Regions from separate parts of the Homo sapiens genome. Here region 2 is linked to region 1. A link is an interaction called in ENCODE POLR2A ChIA-PET data of the cell type or tissue named here. Cell type or tissue: HepG2. All regions are shown on one strand.

Region 1 (8,000 bases):
ATCATCTGAGTTCAGGAGTTTGAGACCAGCCTGGCTAACATGGTGAAATCGTGTTTCTACTAAAAATACAAAAAAATTAGCTGGGCATGGTGGCGTGCACCTGTAATGCAAGCTACTCGGGAGGCTGAGGCAGGAGAGTTGCTTGAACCTGGGAGGTGGAGGTTGCAGTGAGCCAAGATCGTGCCATTGCACACCATCTTGGGCAACAAGAGCGAAACTCCATCTCAAAAAAAAAAAAAGCCACAATTGATTTACCCATTCTCTTATCGATAGACATTTGGGTTGTTGCAGCCTCAACCTCCCGGGCTCAAGGGATCCTCCTGCCTCAGCCTCCTGAAGTGCTAGGATTATGGGCGTGAGCCACTGCACCTGGCTGAATCTATCATTTTCTTTCATTGTGAGTGCTGTTAGTTGCTTGTTTAATAAATCCTTCCTTATTCAGAAGTCATGAAGATATTAGCTTATGTTATCTTCTAAAAAGTTGTAGATTTTTGCCTTTCACGTATTAGTCTTTTATCCACCTGAATTTGATGCTTGCAAATGATATGAAGCAGGGTCCAATTTCATTTTTTTCCATATAGGTATCCAGCTATCCTAGCACCATTTATTAAAAATATCTCTTTTCTCTACTCTCTGTAGGGCTACCTTTGTTATAAATTAAGTAACCATGTATGTGTAGACTTGTTTCTAGGGACATACAGTTTTTCAAAATTATTTGATGGAATATGCAAGCAAAAAAATGTGAAGACCACTGTACTAAACAAATTGTGTGGCTTTTATCTGGTTATTTAACTTCTCTGAATTTCCTGCACTGTTGGTTGGGAGCATCAGATGGGATCATGCAGTAAAGCAGATAGGAGACATTTTACATAGCCTCTGGGAGCAGAGGTAGTATCTTTTTTTCTTTTGTTGTTATATTTCCAGTGCCATGCACTGCATGGAAACAACACCCACTTGGGACAGGAGCTGCCTTGGAAAGAGCCCAGAGGACGTGACATTTGGGTGGGTCGTGAATGATGGTGAAATCTGTCATCTCTTTTTATGAGTGTCATCTGTTGACTGTCCATGGCGCATTTCGCATGTGGGTTTTATCTGCTTATTTTAACTGGTTTAGTAGGGCCCAGAGGGAGATGTCTGTGCCCTGTCCCACATACCAGCTTTCGGGGAAACCCTGGTAGAAGTCACCCAAGAAGATCTAGCAGAAGCGCCAGCTTTGTTTTTACTAGAGATAGATACATGTTGCTGAGAGCAGGGCTGGGCCTTTTAAAAATTCTGGGCACTGGAGTGCTGCAGGATTCCTGAGTTTCACCCACACACTGCTTTCTTCCCAACCCCCAGCCAGGGGCCAGCAGGTACAGCAACTAACGCACCCACTCACCCCAGCATTGCCACCCGTGGGAGTGGAGAAATCCACACCACACCCCCAGTTCTGTCTTGCCTCTGGAAGAGGGAGCATAGGGTCTTGCACTCAGCAGGCAGTCAGTAAACATGGAGTGCGTAACATGTGAGTAACCCTATTAAGATTAGGCTATATGAGCACATTCCCATCTGCTACTACATGGCAAGAAATGGATAGATTATGTGGCCCTTCCCAGTCCTGAGGGAGCATCGTTATATATACAGATTCCCCAGCAATGGGAATTTTGTATATTTCTGATTCTTCTCCTAACTGCTGAACTAGGAATCTATTCTGATTCCTCCCCTACCTGCTGAATTAGCATGGAGGGGGTGCGCAGAAAGGAGCTATTTTAAATTAAACTCTCTGGGAGATTCTGGTTTTGATGCCCTGTCAAGTAGGGAAATGATCAAATTATTATATTCCTCATCAAAAGTAACAATTTGGCAGTATCTATCAAAACTTAAAATTCACATGTATTTTGAACCTATGGTTTCTCCCAGCTCCATCCTATGCCAACAATGTAGGCACAAAGATATTCAGGGCAGCAATTTTTTTCTTTTGCTTAGATTTGAGATCCCAACAATGCAGCATTTTTGAAATGGACAAATATTAGAGAGTTGGCAAATGTCTATTCATTCATTAGACACATTCTGTTGACATATTCCCACTATCAGGAACAGCAAAAACAAAGTACCTATAATAAAGTCCCTATTCTTACCGAGATGTACTTTTTAATCCATCAAAAGAGGACTGAATAAATAATTTATGATACATTCAAGCAATGGAATATTATGCCTCCATCAGAAGGAATGAGGTTTGTCACTACATACAGCTTTGAAAAGATGTAAAAGACAATTTTTTAAACTTAGGAATCTTTTGAATGTATTACCTCTTCCAAATGAAGAAAATAAAAAAGAGAAAAGCAAGTTTCGGCTAGGTGCAGTGGCTCGTGCCTGCAATCCCACCACTTTGGGAGGTCGAGGCAGGCAGATCACTTGAGGCCAGGAGTTCGAGACCAGCCTGGCTAACATGGTGAAACCTTGTCTCTACTAAAATTACAGAAATTAGCTAGGTGTGGTGGCACACGCCTGTAATTCCAGCTACTCAGGAGGCTGAGGCAGGAGAATCACTTGAACCCAGGAGAAGGTTGCAGTGAGCAGAGATTGCACCACTGCACTCCAGCCTGGGCGACAGAGCGAGACTTTGTCTCAAAAAAAAAGAAAAAAGAAAGAAAAGCAAGTTTCAAAACAGGGTATCAGTATTATCCTACTTGTGGATAAAAATTATATACATATGGATATATATATATATAGATACATTCATAGAAAAAATTGTGAAAGAATGTTAAAAAATTGCTAGCAATAGAACTAGAAAATGGAACTAGGAAGGGAAGATTTTTCTTTTCTCTTTATACTCTTTCATGCTGGTTCAAAATTTTATTTTATTTTATTTTTATGTATTTTTTGTAGAGAGGGGGTCTTGCTATATTGCCCTGACTGGTCTCAAACTCCTGGCCTCAATGGATCCTCCCACCTCAGCCTCCCAAACTGTTGGGATTACAGGCATGAGCCACTACACCTGGCCTAAAAATTTTGACCAAAGGAAAGCTTACTTTTCCAATTTTTTAAACCATTACAAAAATTCCATATAATCTTGAGAGACCATGAAATCTTAAACTTCCAGCAGGGGGCAGCAACGATTCTCAAATATCTCTGACGTCAGCACAAAGCTGAGGATTAGCGTCCCCAGGTTTCCATTTCCAGGCCCAAATACTGTCCTTGCATCACCAGATCATAAAGGAAACAAAACGCAATAACCACAGAAGGCTTAAAATGCCGCAGGAATTGTTGTGTAACAAAACATTTCTGTATGGCTCTTTGTTAACACATCTGCGAGTTAAACTGCCTTTTCTCTCTCTGGAGCTCACAGTTTTCTCATCCATTAAATTGAGGGGGTTTGATGAGATCATGTTAAAAGTTCTCTTTCCATTTCTGTAATGCTAAGCCTTTATGACTTAAAACCCAGTATCAGGAAGAAACAAGCCCCAGTGCCCTCTGAAATTAACTGGCTTATCAAAGAATCTGCTTTAAAACCCTCAGCTGGTCAGTGAATTACTGCCAGTTTATCTTTAGTGTAGATCAAAGAATACTTTTTTTCAGGGGGGAGGATGTTGGTATTTACTTAACTCACTGATGGAGAAAAAGAACGCTCCCACTCTATAAATGTTTAGCATGTGTGTAAAGGTCGTAGGTCTGGTGTTCAGAAATTACATACAGGCTTACGAAAGAATCTGCACTGGGTTGGCCAAATTAAACAACAGGCAGTTGTAGAGAAATAAACACAAGTTAACATTTAACCACAACAAGTCTCTGTTCTTGCTGCTCAGTCTTTCTCACTAGGAGGAGCCTTGAGAAGGTCAGAGAGCTCTGGCTATTCTAGCGAGAGGGCTCTTCTGAGAATGCACTAATCTATTACTTTTATAATATATATATATCGGCCGGGCGTGGTGGCTCATGCATGTAATCCCAGTACTTTGGGATTCCTCATCTGTAAGATGGGGATACCAAAGACCTCTAAGACTGTTAATTGCTGTGAGGGTTAAATGATATAATACATTATCAAATTGCTTAGCATGGGACCTGGCAACTGGAAAGACTTGTTAAAATATGAGTTAATAATATTGTTTAATAAAGCTTAAGCAATATAAGAATCATACATACAGCCACATTTCTGGGGTGTAGACACCCCTTCTCAAATTATTCAGAATCTCCCAGCACCAAAAGATTCATTTCCTATATTTTTATAAGAAATGTATTCTTCCCCTGACATAGTTGTCTTTTTTTTTTTTTTTTGAGACGGAGTCTCGCTCTGTCACCCAGGCTGGAGTGCAGGCGTGATCTCGGCTCAATGCAAGCTCTGCCTCCCAGGTTCACGTCATTCTCCTGCCTCAGCCTCCTGAGTAGCTGGGACTACAGGCGTCTGCCACCATGCCTGGCTAATTTTTTGTATTTTTAGTAGAGATGGGGTTTCACCGTGTTAGCCAGGATGGTCTTGATCTCCTGACCTCATGATCCGCCCGACTCAACCTCCCAAAGTGTTGGGATTACAGGTGTGAGCCCCCGCGCCTGGCTGGTTATCTTCTTTGAGACAAGAGCTTGCTCTGCTGCCCAGGCTGGAGTGCAGTGGCTCGGTCATGGCTCACTGCAGACTTGGACTTCCCAGGCTGAAGATATCCTCCCACCTCAGCCTCCCAAGTAGCTGGGACTACAGGTGTGAGCCATCCCACCCAGCCCATAGTTATCTTTTGATCATATTAGAATGTCTTCAGGAAAGAATGATGCAAACAGGCCCCAGCCCCCAAGTCCCAAAAGCTGGGGCAAGGTTCCAGGGAAGGAGAGATGAGATGGAGGCTAGACCTCAGAACAGGCAAATCAAGACAGCCAAGACAGGCAATCAATCATGTGGGGGCATTTGTTAAAAAGTTTCCAGGATCCAGTCTCCAAGATTTTCATTCTGTTCCAAAATGAATTTCAATAGATAGTTTAATATTTTCATAAAACTATAATCACAGGAAGGGTTTCACATGATCTTATTCTGCCGCACACCCCGGTTCCCCACCAGTTTATTTATTGTTTTCTCCCAAACACTGACTCACTTCCTTTATCCTCAGTCAAGGGCATTGCTTTGATTTGCTCTAGTGGCTGCCCCTCTCAGCTTCTGAGTCTTGGCATGAGGGCGTGTGAATTCTTCCATCTGAAATCATCTGCTTTCTCACAGCCTAACACTTCGCTTCTCTTCTAAAAGCGACTGACAACTCACCTGCTTCTGGAAGCCTTCCCTGTTGAGTTTTTTCACTTTCTCACTGTGTTCTGTGCCACAGATGCAAGTGGAGTTGTGGGAATACAACCAGGGCCGTGTCCTTCTGTCTTTGCTATGGGTGGGTAAGTTCTGGTTCTTTCCATTGGGGGCAGCATGGTTTTAGGGAGAGAGCAGGGACTCTGGAATCTGGCATGAACGCATTCAACAGCACTACTCATGAGCTCTCAGATTCATCCTGGCTGTCCTTTGACACGTTGGGATTGATGCTTTCTTCTCATGGGTCATCCCAATTTCTCCAGGCAGCTTTCTCTTCTCCTCTTTATGTTACTTCTCTCCAAGAGTAGACAAGAAGCCCTTCTCTTTTTTTTCTTTTTTAAATAAAATAGAGACAGAATCTTGCTATGTTGCCCATCTTTATTTCTTTTCTTTTCTTTTTTTTTGAGACAGAGTCTCACTCTGTCGCCCAGGCTGGAGTGCAGTGGCGCGATCTCGGCTCATTGCAACCTCCACCTCCTGGGTTCAAGCGATTCTCCTGCCTCAGCCTCCCGAGTAGCTGGGATTACAGGCATCTGCCACCACGCCCAGCTAAGTTTTGTATTTTTAGTAGAGATGGGGTTTCACCATGTTGGCCAGGCTGGTCTTGAACTCCTGACCTCAGGTGATCCGCCCACCTCTGCCTTCCAAAGTGCTAGGATTTCAGGTATGAGCCATCGCACCCGGTCTATTTCTTTTTAAGTAAAATAGAGACAGAGTCTTGCTATGCTGCTGGTCTTGAACTCCTGGCTTCAAGTGATCCTCTCACCTCAGTTTCCCAAAGTGCTGGGATTGCAGGTGTGAGCCACTGCGCCCAGCCGGTCCTCTTTTAATTCTCCAATGCACAACTAAGGTTATACCATGCACCCCACCATGACTGTCGTGTCCTCATCTGTCAAATGGGGATGATTATAGTCCCTGCCTCACTGAATTCTTGTAAGAATGAAATGAGATCAGGCATGTTTCCAAGACTTGGCACCTGGCAAGTTGTGGCAGATGCTTTGGACTGGGTCACTCAAAACCCATCCCAACCCCTTTCTAGATTTGCTTCCTGGACTGTAGAGGATGGAAAGCTAAATATGACATTTCTCAAACACCCTTGCAGCTCTGGTTCTGTTTATGATTTGGATTGTACTGTGTGAGACTTGATAACTATGAGTCACGTGGAGGGGGAGACAGAGCAGGAAGCATCCATTTTGCTGGCACTGGTCAGGGCAGAGGCAATGCTATTCTGGAGCCAACAGCTGTGGTGGCTGCTTAGCAATTCTTTTCTTTTCTTTTTTGAGTCAGGGTCTCATTCTGTCACCCAGGCTGGAGTGCAGTGGTGCAATCGTAGCTCACTGCAGCCTCAAACTAGTGGCTTCAAACGCTCTTCCTGCTTTGGCCCCCCAAAGTGCTAGGTTTACAAGCATGAGCCACTGTGCCCAACCACAGTGTAATTTTGAAAGTCATTCCTGGATATTTATCCTAGTGTCTATTTCTTCAACTTCCCTAATGAGTCCATGAGCTATCCATACCCCTTAATAAATCCTTTTATGTTTAAATTAGCAAGAGTGAAATCTGTTTTCTGCAACAAAGAAAACTAACCAATACATACATTCAATAAATGTTAGCTCTTACTATTATTTAAAATACTTCATCAAAGGTTTAGTAATAATGGAAGTAATTACATTTCAGGAAAGGAAATTTTAAATTGGCTACTAGATAGGACTATATAAAATAACTTCTGGAGTAGTACTGTCCCACAGAACTTGCTTTTTCTTTTTCTTTTTGAGACAGTCTCACTCTGTCACCCAAGCTGGAGTGCAGTGGTGCCATCATAGCTCAATGCAGACTTGAACTCCTGGGCTCAAGTGATCTTCCTGCCTCAATCTTCCAAATGGCCTCCCAAAGTTCTGGGGTTACAGACGTGAGCTACTGAGCCTGACTTGAATTCACAATATCGGCTCACTGCAACCTCCACCACCCAGGTTCAAGCGATTCTCCAGCCTCAGCCTCCTGAGTAGCTGGGATTACAGGTGCCTGCCAACACGCTCGGCTGATTTTTGTATTTTTAGTAGTGACAGGGTTTCACCATGTTGGCCAGGCTGGTCTTGAACTCCTGACCTCAGGTGATCCACCTGTCTCAGCCTCCCAAAGTGTTGGGGTTACAGGCGTAAGCCACTGCGCCTGGCCAGAACTTTCTTTAATGATGGACATGTTCTGTATTCGCACTCAATATGGTAGCCACTGATTATATGTGGCTTTTGAGCACTTAAAATGTGGCTTCTATAACTGAGGAACTGAATTTTTAATTTGATTTAACTTTAACACACTTAAGTTTAAAATTAAATAGCCACTTGTGGCTAGTGGCTACTGTGTTAGATAGCACAGTCTTGAGTATCCCAGCCCTACCTTTCACAAGGGTGTTTTACAGCTCTCTCTCTCTCTCCCTGGCCAAGGAAACATCTTCAGTCAGTTCTTCCACAAGCCCCAGTCTCAGGGCCACACCATAATAATCTACAGAGGTGCAAAATGCCCACGATGATGACAATTTTTAAACGGTAAATTTAGAGTTTCATTGTACCTAAACCTCATTCTAAGATTGCATATTGACTTTTTATTTGCACGACCGAATGTTTATTGACTATAAGGTACTTGTATGTGTGTATAATGAGAACTGTACAAGAATGTTTACTGAAAAACCAAACACCGCATGTTCTCACTCATAGGTGGGAATTGAACAATGAGAACACGTGGACACAGGAAG
Region 2 (8,000 bases), 130 kb after region 1:
GAAGCTAGAAACCATCATTCTGAGCAAACTATCACAAGGACAGAAAACCAAACACCACATGTTTTCACTTATAGGTGGGAATTGAACAATGAGAACACTTGGACACAGGGTGGAGAACATCACACGCCGGGGCCTGTCGTGGGGTTGGGGGAGGGGGAAGGGATAGCATTAGGAGATATACCTAATGTAAATGATGAGTTAATGGGTGCAGCACAGCAACATGGCCCATGTATACATATGTAACAAACCTGCATGTTGTGCACATGTACCCTAGAACTTAAAGCATTAAAAAAAAAAAAAACCTTTGATTAAATAAATGTGTAAGGGCCAGGCGTGGTGGCTCAGGCCTGTGATCCCAGCGCTTTAGGAGGCCAAGACAGGCGGATCACTTGAGGTCAGGAGTTAGAGACCAGCCTGGCCAACATGGTGAAACCCCGTCTCTACTAAAAATACAAAAATTAGCCGGGCGTGGTGGCGGGCACCTGTAATCCCAGCTACTCAGGAGGCTGAGGCAGGAGAATCGCTTGAACCCAGGAGGCAGATGTTGCAGCGAGCCCAGATTGCGCCATTGCACTCCAGCCTGGGGGACAAGAATGAAACTCAGTCTCAAATAAATAAATAAACAAACAAACGTGTTAGGCTTTTCTCTTGTTAACCTATCTTTTGTTATAGGAGTGTTGGCAGTGACCTTTATGATGGGTGAGGAAAGGCATCACACTTTCCCACCCCACACTAGGCTACTCAGAATCCTCTACGAGCTCCCCATTCCACTCGGAATAAACACCAACACCCTCGCCAGGCTCTGCAGGCCTCCACAGAGGCTGGTGTCCTCTTCTCACCTCTCTCACTGCATTCCTAACTATGCTTGCCTTCACTTGTCCTCCTCCCGTCACGCTGGTCCCCTCGTTGTTCCTTGAGTGCAGCAGGCACACGTCGGCCTCTGTGCCCTTGTAGTTTCCCTTCCCTCCATTTCAAATGCCCTTCCCTTTCCATGCCTCAGTCTTCTTAGCTCTGAAGTTTGGTATCACATTCCCAGTAAGGCCTGCCCTGGCCACTCTGTGTGCAATTCTACCTTTTCTGACACATTCTCTATCTCCTTTCTCTGTCTTATTTCTCAATTTAGCACTTATTGCTATCTAATACAGTTTTTTTCTTTTCTTTTTTTTTTTTTTTTTTTTTTTGAGATGGAGTCTTGCTCTGTCACCTAGGCTGGAGTTCATTGGCGTGATCTTGGCTCACTACAACCTCCTCCTCCGAGATTCAAGCCATTCTCCTGCCTCGGCCTCCCAAGTAGGTGGGACAACAGGTGTGTGCCGCCATGCCCAGCTAATTTTTGTATTTTCAGTTGAGACAGGGTTTCACAATGGTGGCCAGGCTGGTCTCGAACTCCTGACCTCAGGTGATCCACTGCCTTGACCTCCCAAAGTGCTGGGATTACAAGTGTGAGCTACCACGCCTGGCCTTAATATAATTTTTTTACGTATTTATATTCTTTTTTTTTTTTTTTTTTTTTGAGATGGGGTCTCATTCTGTTGTCCAGGCTGGAGTGCAGTGGCATCATCACAGCTCACTGCAGCCTCAAACTCCTGAGCTTAAGCCATTCTCCAGCTTCAGCCACCGGAGTAGCTGGGACTACAGGGACACAGCACCACTCCAGGCCAATTTTTATATTTTTTGTAGAGATGGGGTTTCACCCTGTTGCCCAGGCTGGTCTCTAACTCCTGGGCTCAAGCGATCTACCCGCCTCAGCCTCCCAAAGTGTATTTGTATTTTTGCGTGTCAGTCTGCTTCCATAGAATGTAAAGTCCGTGAGGGCAAGGACTTTTGTCTGTTCTGTTCACAGCTGGGTCTCCTAGAACAGCGTCTGGCATACATAGGTGCTCAATAATTATTGCACAAATGAATGATGATTTCAAAATGTCCTGCGAGGTGTTAACAGACTAGAGGAAGTCAGTCAGTTAAGGGAGAGCTCAGAGTGGGCTGCAGATATCTGGAAGGGGGTGGAATTTCCTTCAGTCTTTAGAGAATGGGGGGTCCTTGGAAAGGTGAGAAGAAAGGGAGACTCATTTGCACAGTGATTAAGGGTGTGGGCTTTTGGACTTGGTGGCTCACACTTGTAATCCCAGCACTTTGGGAGGCTGAGGCGGGCAGATCACCTGAGGTCAGGAGTTTGAGACCAGCCTGACCAACATGGAGAAACCCCATCTCTACTAAAAATACAAAATTAGCTGGGCATGGTGGCACATGTCTGGAATCCCAGCTACTTGCTTGAACCCTGGAGGTGGAGATTGCGGTGAGCCGAGATCGCACCATTGCACTCCAGCCTGGGCAACAAGAGCAACACTCTGTCTCAAAAAAAAAGAAAAAAAAAAAGAGTGTAGGCTTTGTAGTCAGCAGCCTGGGTCCAAGTCCCGCCTCAGCTATGCACAAGGCACCTAATTTCTCTGGGCCTCAGTTTCCATATCTATAAAATGGATCTAACCATAGCACCTACCTCATGGGGTGTTTGTTTTCTTAAAGGATCCAGTGAAATACTTTATATATAATGTCTAGGCAAGGGCAGAGTACTTAGGAAGACTTTGCTCAAAAAGTTGTAGTTATCACTACATAGAACTTAGGATACTTAAGAGCTAGGACTTCATGTCAAAGGTATCATGGAACCTCTCAAACAGGGAACAGAGAGATGGAGCTAGTTTAGACTTAAGAGGAACAGCCCCTAATGGGTATAACAGTTTCTGTCTCACAACTATCAGTTTCTGGCCTCAGCCACCTGGGTTGAACCCAATTCCCATCTCACATTAGTTAAGATGGCTTTGCTTACAAGAAAATAAGGAATCAAAATTAGGCACAAACATGGCATGAGGCCTCTTCTGGGGACCAAGTAGCTGCCTGTCGCTGATGCAATCAGAGTAAAGAGAAATGATTCAGTTCAATCCTGCCACCAACCTCAGGATTTTGGCCAAGTGCAGGTTTGGGGTTGGTTGGTGGGTTATTTTTTCCCTTCCTGATTTGAAAGACTGACTTTGTGTTTCAAAAAGGCACTTTCTTTATGCAGAGAAACTCTGTGGTGAGGTTTTGCTGAGCTCGGTCTGGGGTGGACTACCTTTGCTTATGTCTGGGGAGAGAATGAAATCTAGTGCCCCTAATTTTTCTTTCCCTTCCACCCAGTAAAGACACAGAGCTGAAAGGTGTCTTTCAAAAGGGCTGGAGACAAGGGAGCTGACTCCCAGGTAAAAGGACACTGTACAGGAGACTGCCAGAGAAGTGGCTTCTTGTTTGTTAGCATGGGTTTGTGGTGAGGAGGTCTGTGAAGCCTTCCCCCAGAGTACCCGGGACTAAACAGAACAAATACAACCTCTATTTGTTCATCTCTCCCCTGGCTTTAGATGGTGCTTTATGGCCAGGGTTATGGGGATCAGCTGAAATCCAGGCTGATGTTTATTCCTGGGATTGCAAAGACAGACAAATACCTCTCTGTCCTTTCATTTACCAGGCCAGGAGGGCAGGAGACATTTTTGATCAAGCAGGCAGGCAGTGAAGAGTTATTTTTTAGGTGCCCACTGTGTCCCTGTTGCTGAGCCACGTAAGTATAAATAGAAAAAGTACAAGATTCAGGCTTCAGCCCTGAAGACACATAAAATCCAGTTAATAGGAGGAGGCTTGGTGGGCAAAACAAACTCAAGAGAACCTGTTAACAAACAGTGATGTGAGTTAGGAAGAATTAAACGAGGTAAGCGAGGAGGAAGATGAGCAGGAGATGGCGGGGGGTGGTGCAGCTCTTGGAGGAAACTTCACAGGGAAGGTTTGTAAGACAATAAGCAACATATACTCTGGTTTCTCTTCAAAACGAATACATCTTTCCCCTTTTACAATAAGTAACATGGCTACAGAAAGCACATCTGTTTTTTTCCCCACTGTAGCCCAGCGCTTAGCATAATGTCTGACACACAGTGGGCATTCAGTAAATGTCTGAAGAATGGATGGAGAAGGAGGGGGCTGATTTAAGAAGGATAAGTAGGTGAAGAAGAGGGAGGAGGGCATTCCAGCATGAGGAAAGGCCCAGAGAAATGAGCCGGATGCCTTGGTGAGACTGGTTTAACCACAGTGGAGGGTGTGGAGTAAGGAGTAGTGGGTAATGAGGTTAGATACGGGGCCAGATGGGGGAAGGCTGGAAAGCCAGGCAGAGAAATTTAGAGGAGATGAACATTCCTTCATTCTTTCATCAAGCTTTTATTGAGCACATGCTACGCTCTAGGCACAGAGGCAAGGGAAAGTAGTGGAGACAGAAAGATGAAAAAAAGACATGACCATCTGTTGGGGATAGGCAGAATATCTATCTTTTATTGTAATAACTGTGATAATCATAATATGGGCAAAATATTTTGATATTCTAATCAATTAAGTTGCATGAAACTGAGGCCGTACCAAACTTGCTCAAATAAATTGGGAGTTTATTGAAAGGTGCATCAGACATCCAAGGCTAAGACATGGATTCAAAAGAGACCTGGTAAATTGGGCACCGACCCTCCTCCTTCTCTCCTTTCCTCTCTTGCGATCATGCCTCATGGATGGTCTCTTACTTCTGCTCTTTTCTGTACATAGGCTTCATCCTCTGGCTTATCTCTCTTATTAGGATTTTACCTGGTGCAAGCTTGACATCTTAATGCCACAATACTCTCCTGCTCCAGGCCCAACCTTCCTCATTCACTCTCTGAACTATTTAAGTCAGACTCTGAAGGACAAAGAAGCCGATTGGCTCAGTTCAGCCCATGGGCTGGGTCAGGTGATCACTCAGAACCAATCAGCTGTGGCCAAGAAGAAAATCATGTGATTAAAATATGGCTGCCTAAGCCTACCAAGAATTCTGGATGAAGGTCAATTACAAAGAAGGGGTGTGCACCAGGAGACAACAATAGACAAGCTTAATTCCCACAGGTTAACAATGCAGGGAGCAAATCAATTCACTTGGGTTGGGTTACCCCAAGGTAAGGGAGAAGGCCTGATTTAAAGGTCCGATTTAGTCCTGGGGTGGGAGGAAAGACGTTCCTGCTGTCGATGAAAGCGGCATTCTACAGCCACTAGACTGGCTGCAGCTCTTTCAAAGAATTGAAAACATCGAGAAACTGAAGGGACCCAGACCATCCAGAAAGCTTTTGCCTAATCCAGAACGGAGAGTTTAGAGATAAGTCCTTTTTTAAAAATGTAGCTTTTTGGTTGTTAAGGGCAGAATCTGCTTCTCACTTGTTGCTATAACCTCTGGCCACATAGGCTCATTGTAGAAACTCACTACGCATTTGTTCAATTGAGTTTAAGTCCTCTAAAACCCAGACAATCAACAAACATGTTGCTATTTGTATTCTGTTAGAAACAGAGTCTAGACTAGGAACACAAAACAAAACAAAACAAAAAATCAAAACATGATTTTTCTGATTACTGATGCAGGACTCGGGTCACTGGATGCAGATTTGATGAGAAGTAAAAATGCAGCAGCGGGAGAGTCTGAGGCAAGGTGCCTGGCGGAGAGCTAGATAAACAGATAGTGCTGTGCCCGGTGGCTCCAGGGGCAGATCAAAGCCGGATTTCCCAGCACAGGTAGCAAGCATGGCAGGAATCTGGGAGACCTCTCACCCAGTCCCCAACCCACGCTCACAGATGGAAAGCCACACCATTATTGGTCACACCTTTGCGCATTGCCAGCACGCAGGCGTTTGTGACAAATCTTTTATAGTCTAGTATATAGCTCTCTCAGATAGGCAGCTGTGATATGATTGGGCCCTGTGATTTCTGGCTAGGCCGCCTGGGTTCAGTTCACAGCTGATGTCGGGCCCACTTGGCAAGCGTCTCAACTACTTAACTGCTTTGTGTCTTAGTTTCCAAATTTGTAAAACAGGGAGAATAAACTCCCTTAGGGGGTTGTTGAGGGGATTAAGTGAGATAATATGTATTTATGCACATGCATGTAATATGCAAAGCAATGAAAATAGTGTCTGGCGCATTGTAAGCAATTATGGTTACTATCACTGCTACCAAAAAAACTAGACTACAGAGAAGAGCTTCCAACCTGGAGGACTCTAAAGATCATTAAAACCCACAGAGAGTGACCTGTTGGTAGATATGATTTGGGCCTGCTTGAAACCCATCCCTCCTTTCTTCTGGGAACAGACCCTAGATAGGCCCAGGAACAGAAATTCTTTCCTAGGATTTTTCCAACTAGTAGAAAAAAGTGTACTCCCTCTCTCCACAACATTTCCACCTTTTGGGTTTCAAATAGTAAGGATGTCAGCTCAGAGCTGCCTTTGTTCATTTCCCCTTCCCTGTGGAGTAGCTGGCCTGAGAGAATGAAGCCGATTTGCAGAGAACCTGGAACAGAATTCTGGCTTGAGCAGAACTGGAGTTTCTGAATCCAGTTGACCGTGGATCCAGATACCCACTCCCACTGGTCTGTAATTTGATTACAGAAGTCATTAAATCAGTCTCTCTCCTGAAACTACTTTAGATTCGGTTTCTATTACTTGCAACTAGAATTTGTGCTTGAGGGTCAATTCAAGATGAAAACAGCGGAGTTTTAATTTTTTTTTTTTTACGTTGAACACCACCACCACTAAGTTTTATGGCAAACAGTGTAAAGTCTCACTGTTTACATTACTTTGTTTATTAAGTAAGAGCACAAGTAAGAAAATTGATGGTGTTTTGCCCAGGCGCGGTGGCTCACACCTGTAATCCCAGCACTTTGGGAGGCCGAGGTGGGTGGATTGCCTGAGGTCAGGAGTTCGAGACCAGCCTGGCCAAGATGGTGAAACCCCGTGTCTACTAAAAATACAAAAATTAGCAGGGCATGGTGGTATGCACCTGTAATCCCAGCTACTCGGGAGGCTGAGGCAGGAGAATTGCTTGAACGGGGAGGTGGAGGTTGCAGTGAGCCGAGATTGTGCCACTGCACTCCAGCCTGGGCAACAGAGCGAGATCCGTCTCAAAAAAAGAAGAAGAAAATTGATGGTGTTTTGTAGCCACTAAAATATTCCTATCTTGGAACATTTGGAAAGGAGTAACCCAGGGTCAGCTTTTAAAAGTTTCGTCTCTTAAGTTTTTGTTTGTTTGTTTTTTAGAGACGGGGGTCTCCCGCTGTTGCCCAGGCTGGCCTCTGGAGTGGCTGGGCCTATAGGCACATGCCACCAAACCGGATAATTTTAAGAAAAAAATTTTTATAGAGACAGGAGTCTCCCAATGTTGCCCATGCTGGTCTCAAACTCCTGGCCTCAAGCAGTCCTCCCACCTTGGCCTCCCAAGTAGCTGGGATTACAGGTGAGAGCCATTGTGCACGGCCATCTCTTAAATTTGTAAGCTCTTCAAAGGCTAGAGTACATTTACCTCAAGGGTTGCAAACTCTAATGCTACAGGAGCCAGGCAGGTAATACCTGGAGTGAAGTGGACGGGTGTATGTAAGACAAGGAGTGATGGGGACTGTGGCAAAGCAGTGAGTGCTTGATCCATCGGGGAGAAGCTGCTACCGCTCAACACCAGCCAATTGTTTCCATGTGCAAAATTTGGGTGCAGAGTTACCAAGCTGTCCAGTTTTTAAGAGATTCTGGACATTTGGAATATTTCATGAGAAATCCTCTCAGTTGTGAATGTTGGTTATGAATTCGGCTTTAAGAAATGATCATGTAAGAAGGGTGACCAACCATCCCGGTTTGTCCAGGACTGAGTTGTTTCCTGTGATGTCTAGGATAAGGGGTTTCCTGGGATGTGGAACTTTCTTTCTCTTTTCTTTTCTTTCTTTCTTTTTTTTTTTGAGACGGAGTTTTGCTCTTGTTGCCCAGGCTGGAGTGCAATGGCGCGATCTCGGCTACCGCAACCTCCGCCTCCTAGGCTCAAGCGATTCTTCTGCCTCAGCCTCCTGAGTAGTTGGGATTCCAGGCATGCGCCACCACGCCTGGCTAATTTTTTGTGTTTTTAGTAGAGACGGGGTTTCTCCATGTTGGTGAGGCTGGTCTCGAACT

What was found. ChIA-PET counts read pairs that join two places held together with the same protein. Peaks named below come from ENCODE experiments on the same cell type or tissue, not always from the same donor. Only the 100,000 strongest peaks of a DNase experiment are listed, where the experiment ranks them.
Region 2: POLR2A ChIA-PET joins it to region 1 with 16 read pairs; 8 of 35 experiments call an interaction of 5 or more read pairs at or near these places.

Annotation. Positions count from the first base shown.
Region 1 is chr16:69,393,127-69,401,126 of GRCh38, forward strand. No RefSeq gene overlaps it. Among named protein-coding and RNA genes, the nearest start is that of TERF2, 11 kb to the left of the region's middle. In HepG2, CTCF peaks have their summits at 3,112 (motif pointing right), 3,810 and 5,369; DNase peaks (open chromatin) are centred at 3,165, 3,645 and 5,385; H3K4me3 peaks cover 1,255 bases.
Region 2 is chr16:69,518,146-69,526,145 of GRCh38, forward strand. It overlaps LOC105371325 (a long non-coding RNA gene), which reads left to right and starts at 4,530. Exons shown (of 3, transcript XR_933697.3): 1 at 4,530-4,935; 2 at 5,443-5,592; 3 at 6,326-6,412. RefSeq lists an enhancer at 4,766-5,965. In HepG2, no CTCF peak of the experiment used is centred here; DNase peaks (open chromatin) are centred at 2,920, 3,366 and 4,786; H3K4me3 peaks cover 1,368 bases.